2 separate regions of the Mus musculus genome follow, and region 1 is linked to region 2. A link is a loop called in an ENCODE intact Hi-C map of the cell type or tissue named here. Cell type or tissue: left cerebral cortex. All regions are shown on one strand. Each heading gives the region's core, and the rest is flanking DNA. Links, peaks and the distances in the headings are about the cores only.

Evidence for each region. Hi-C counts contacts between places; a loop is a spot of excess contacts. Peaks named below come from ENCODE experiments on the same cell type or tissue, not always from the same donor. Only the 100,000 strongest peaks of a DNase experiment are listed, where the experiment ranks them.
Region 1: it touches region 2 in a loop (2.4-fold over the local background); 8 of 42 quality-filtered maps call a loop at or near these places.

Annotation. Positions count from the first base shown.
Region 1 is chr8:123,134,015-123,136,927 of GRCm38, reverse strand. Cpne7 (copine VII) reads right to left here. Exons shown (of 15, transcript NM_170684.2): 15 at 1,743-2,488. The coding sequence ends at 2,351. Among named protein-coding and RNA genes, the nearest start is that of Mir7080, 5.4 kb to the right of the region's middle. In left cerebral cortex, for the core only: no CTCF peak of the experiment used is centred there; a DNase peak (open chromatin) is centred at 1,400.
Region 2 is chr8:123,201,133-123,204,045 of GRCm38, reverse strand. Dpep1 (dipeptidase 1) reads right to left here. Exons shown (of 11, transcript NM_007876.2): 11 at 2,234-2,913. Among named protein-coding and RNA genes, the nearest start is that of Chmp1a, 10 kb to the left of the region's middle. In left cerebral cortex, for the core only: a CTCF peak has its summit at 1,530 (motif pointing right); DNase peaks (open chromatin) are centred at 519 and 1,524.

The DNA.
Region 1 (2,913 bases), core at 266-2,765, 67 kb after region 2:
AGCTAGCCTAGGATTTACTATGTAGACCAGGCTGGCCTTGAACTTACAGAAATCTGATATATCCACTTTCTGAATTCTGAGATCACTTAGCATGTGGTATTTTAATGACCTAGCTGTAGAAGTGACATTGGAACCCAAGTTCAAAAAGACAGAATGTAAGCCTACCTCTCAGTGGTACACTCGTAGCCCTGTTAAGTAGCCATACTTGTCTCTGGCAGACAAGGAACAAGGATCAGACCCCCTCAGATGGAGAGGCCGCCATCTCAGGCCAAAAGCTGTTAAAGGTCCACAGCTGTTAAACGCTGGTGCTGGCTAGGCAGATCACCCAATGCCTCCAGTTCTGCAGAGCCTGTGGAGAAAGGGCCGATCCCATAGCGTGAGTCAACCTCCAGGGTCCCAGTCAGTCCCAGTGGGTGGGCTTGTGGGGCCTGTGGCCACTCTAGGACCCCTAGTTCAGCCAACTTGGAAATTCTTCACCCAAGTCATTCCCGCGCTATCTGCTCGAGAGTGAGGCTCCAGCTGAGGTTGGGAGGCTCCCCAGCATCTGGGAACGCATTCCATCTGCCTCATTGGCTTTGTCTCACACAGGCTCCCCTCGATTCCAAGATCACATAGCACACACTTTTTTTTTTTTTTAAGATTTATTTTATTAATATATGTAAGTACACTATAGCTGTCTTCAGACACTCCAGAAGAGGGAGTCAGATCTTGTTGCGGATGGTTGTGAGCCACCATGTGGTTGCTGGGATTTGAACTCTGGACCTTCGGAAGAGCAGTCGGGTGCTCTTACCCACTGAGCCATCTCACCAGCCCAGCACACACTTTAAAGTAGCAAAGGGGGTGAACACAGGAACTCGGCCAATCGAGGATGTACTGGCCCTGCCCCCACCCAGCGCCTGACCCAGGCAAGTCCCTCCACTAATCCGAGCCATGATTTCCTTGTGAGGTGAGAGTCTAGGACACACTTCTGGACCAGGTTCCTCAAGCGCTGAGAGAAACTCACCCTCTCCTTGCTTTGTGATCTCTCACCCCTCCAGGCAGCAGCTATCCCAAGCCCTCCACACTGACTCTTCTAACGTGCATAAGCCTTTCCTCCATTCTCTTTCGTCTGCTGCTGCTGCTGCTGGGATCCCAGGTGCCTTGGCTTCACCAGAGAAGAACCCAGGCAAATCTAAAAACTGTCAGGCTCTTGCACTGTGGGACTGGGTCAGACGTGGCTGACACCCTGGGCCCCCAACCTCCTACCCTGCTGGTGTCTCCTTTCCGATATATCCATGGAAGGTACATTTCTCTGGTGTCCTCTCTGTCCCCAAAGAGACCAACATCCACCGGCCCTTCCGGAATCATAGCCAGGTTACCATGGTGATGCCTATTATCCGGGCTTAACAGGAGATGAATCAGTAGCTAAAAATAGCCCCAGAGTGGATAGATAGATTGATAGGTGGGTGGGTCTGATTCGGGGTTGGGACAATTTGTTTTTCTCAGACAAGATAATTGAGAGGAAATCTCAATTAAAAACCCGCCCCCACTCAGACAGGTGGAAGCTGCCCTCAGCCGACAGCTTGTGGCACTTGGTGAGTCCTGAGCGCAAGACAAATTGGTGCTCCTTTTTTCTCCCTGACACATCAGCTGAGGGGGCCACCTAAAGCCCAGGGCCACAATCCCGACTGGCGTGGGTGACCTGGTGAGCCTGATTCTAGGGACATTCACGCCGGATCCCCTGAAGCAAGAAAGGCACAGGCTGTGAGAATGAGGGATACTTTATTACACCCTAAGCTGTCTCCCAGGCCCCGCAGGCTCCAGGTGTGGGTACAGGTTGGAGAGGCACCAGACAGGACAGAGAAACCTATGGGGACAAAGTGCCCAGATATGGGTGTCCTCAAGGCTTGGGGTACTTCCTCTCTCCACACGATCAAATGGCAAGATTGTCCAGGTCGACCACCCCTTCACCACCCTTTCCATAGCTGAGCTGCCAGGATTATAACAGGAGCGATCCCACCCATCTCTCTGGGCCAAGCTGGGCTTGAGGGCTCTTCTGAAGTGGTGCTATGATTGACAGGAGAGTGACCTCAAGCAAGAGGGGAGAGCATCTTTGCAGCCCCATTTCTTTCAGAACACCCTGCTCCTTGCCTGTTGGGTGCAGGGAGGCCCAGAGCTGGGGGAGCTGCTAATTTCTGTCAAGCCACAAGGCCTAGATCTCTTCATGTTGGGGACCAGGCCACTGACGCAGGCCAGCAGAACACAGGAGCAGGGCTGGGAGGCCTGGGCTGGGTGATCAGTTTCTGAGGATTTCTGGGGGCACGGGAGATGCCATAGATGGACGGACGTACTGCTCCCTCCCCTGACATCCTCATGGCGCTGAGCTGGCAGCAGCCTCTCCAGTCTGGGCGCCAAGGCTTCGAGGAGGCAGCTCCTTGTGGCTGTAGTATTCAACCACCTGCTTTGGCACCTCGGCCAACACACACTTGGCCAGTGCTGCGGGGGATGCCTGGGTTCAGAGAGAACATGGTTACATCTGAGGGCCTTCTATGTCCTCATCTCCCTATCTGGGTCACAGTCCCAGGACTCAAATCTACTTAAGGAACATGTGACTTGGCAGTCAGTTGAGCTACTAAGGACACAGACTGGAAATGCAACCTCCGAGCCCCTAGACTGTCCTAGTGTTAGCTGATGGAAGTGCCTACAACTGTCCCCAGTATGTCTGTGCTGGGGACATCTCTCCCAGCACAGCAAGAAGAGACAGGAGGTGAAGTGGGGCCGCCAGGCACAGGTTCACCCTCATGCTCTCTCATGAAAACCTGCAATGCGTATGTGAGAGAGTCCGGGTGATATGTTTACTATAGAGTGGGCATGGGGAACTGTGTGCCAGGTCCACAGAACCCCCACTGCCTTCTCTGTGTCATAGATTTTAGG
Region 2 (2,913 bases), core at 171-2,670:
AGTCTCAAAAAGTTAAAGAATGAGATGTCAATTGTAGCCCAAGATGGCCTTGAATTCAAGGTCCTCCCACTCTGGTCTCCCGAGCGGTTCAGCTTATATGTGGGTGCCACACATACCTCGTTTATTTACCATCCTCCATTGTTAAAACTACCTCTCCTCTGCTTTGCTTTGTGCCCAAAGTAGTTTCAGACTGACTTCCTGGGGTTTGGGGTAGGTTAGCTCAGTGGTAGAGCACTTGCCTAGCAAGTTCAAGGCCTCCAGGAAGTGGTCAGGGACAAACTTACTACATCCAGTTAACAGATTGTGTATGTGTGTGTGTATGTGTATGTGTGTGTGTTTATAGTGTTCAAGGAAGTGGTCAGGGACAAACTAACTACATCCAGTTAACAGATTGTGTGTATGTGTGTGTGTGTGTGTGTGTGTGTGTGTGTGTGGTGTGTGTGTGTTTATAGTGTTCAAGGTAGCCTGTGTAGTTCTGGTAGGTTCATTTGCATTGTGGGCGGCTCTCCCAACACACTTGATCTTTTGGGGGAGTGTGTGAAATAACCCAGCCTTCCAAGAAGGTCTGCCTCACTTAGAACCTTGCTTGGTTTGCCTCAGATGCCTTTCAGCGGCCTCCCATATGGTCCTCACAGCTCAGAGGGCTGCCTTACTCATCTGGATGAGACCAATAGAGAAAAATCCAGATCATGTCCCGTTCACCAAGATTAGAACCTGCATCCACGGGGTGTGCTCTAGCTTCTCCCCCAACTGTGTGAAACCTGCAGAATCCTTGACCTCAGGTGCCCTGTCCAGGCCTGGATGCTTTAGAAGGAAACGTCGGATGTGAAGACGGTTGGTGGATAGATCAAAGCCTGTTATTGACCCTGCTGACCTGAACTGGCACAGCCGGAGATAAAAGAACCAACTCTCAAATGGTGGCTTCTATGTGGTTGTACCTATGCTTACACACACACACATGTACGAACACACAGTTTTTGCTTGTTTCAAGACTGGGTCTCTCTCTACATAGCCCTAGCTATCTGACCTCAACTCACAGAGATCCACCTGCCTCCACCTCCCCAGTGCTGGAATTAAAGGTGTGTGCCACCAAGGCCAGCCCTGCCATTTTAAGATAAAAAGAAAGATGGTGACCCAAAGTAGGACAAAGGGATACGGGCAAGCGGCAGGCTTTTCAGAACCAGATGAGACGTGTCACCTCAGCGGGTGCTATCCTGTGATTTTACCACGTCGTCGGGCATCCAAGGTGATCCTTGGCTATGCAGCAAGTTGGGGGCCACCCTTAGTTACATGAAACCCTGACTCAACAACCATAAAAAGGATGACGTTAGGCAACTAGAAATCTTGAGACGGGGTCTTGCTGGCTCTGAATTCAAGGTTCTCCCAATCTGGCATCAAGACAAGGCCTTAGCTTGATCTCAGTCTCAGGTTCTCCCCTCAGCCCCTGACAGCTCGGGCCTGGGATTGTTTTAGGACTTCTGCCCCCTTATTTCCCAGTTGGCAAAATGGGGTGTAATACCCTGGAAGTCCACCAGAGGGAGCTTTCCCACTGCTTTGTCCAGACAATGAGCACAGAACCCTTTCCTAAGCATTTCCCCTTATAAATCGATACTAAATAGTCAGAGGGTGTTCCTCGAGACATTTACACCAGACTATAAAGGATGCTACTTAGTGAACTAGGTTGTGACAGACACGGATAGGACCAAGTCTTGTTCTGTGCTAATACCCACAGACCTGGAGGTACGCAGGCCCTTGTCCTTTCATTCCTTGGTGGCATGGGCAAATGAGTAGCCTGGGACTCTCAAAGCCAACCCGGGGCTGGCGTCGGTTGATAGCATGCTTGCCTAGCATGCACAACCCAGGTTTGATCCTCAGCACCATATAAACCAAGGGAGGTGGTCTGTGCCCGTCATGGCAGCACTTGGCGGTTAGGGCAGGAAGCTCATCCGTGGTGGCATAGTGAGTTGGAGGATCACCCGGGGTACATGAGAGCCTGTCTCAGACAATCAGAGCCAGGCAGGGGTGTCCCTGTGGTCAGCCCCATGGGCTATGGCTATCCTCTACCCACTTTTCAGATCTTCAGAAGGCAGATCTGAAAGGGATATATGGCCAGGGGGCTTCATACCCTGCGCCCTTTGTGGGGTACCTAGGGACAGGCTCTCGACAAAGGAGACCTTGCCCGTGTCCATGAGGAGCATCTCAGCAGCATGAACCACAAAGGGGTCATTGGCCATTCAGGTGAACGCTGTCCCTCATAAGTTTATTCACAAGACTCATCCTCAACCATGCTAGGTAACATAGGAGACCACCTCTGCCCTGTGATTCAGGAAAGACCCGCAGTTAGCTGTGTGATCATCCCCGGCACCCATTCTACCTGGATCCCACCCGCCAAGGCTGGACCAGATCGAGGTTACCCATTACCTATGTAATCTGAATTACAGAACCCAGAGAGATATGTGTGACTCTCATATGGTATGCGTCAGAATACATGTGCCCGTGTATGATATGTATAATGCATCTGAATATCTATATGTGCCTGTGTGCACATGAGTACATGTGTAAGGGGGGAGGAGGGGTTCATGTGCATGTGGTACATGCACAGTGAGGGGGGAAGGTAGCCACTTAAATGTGGACCATGATTTTTCAAACTAGCCAGTGCTTACGTGAGACCCTTTGCTAACTTCTGGGTCCCTTCTAGTCCTCCCCTCCAAGAACTCAGGTGCTCCCACATCCTGTTCACACAGGGCCGTTCTCAGCATCTGCTCTCCAGAGGCTCAGAAGAATCTCCCAGGGCTGAGATACAGCGTGCCCACTCAGCACTAAGGCTCATTGCGTTTATTGCATGCCTGTGTCTTGAGCTGTCCCCAGGTAAGCCTGCTGCTTATTCAGGAAAGGGTGTGGTTCTGCACGGAC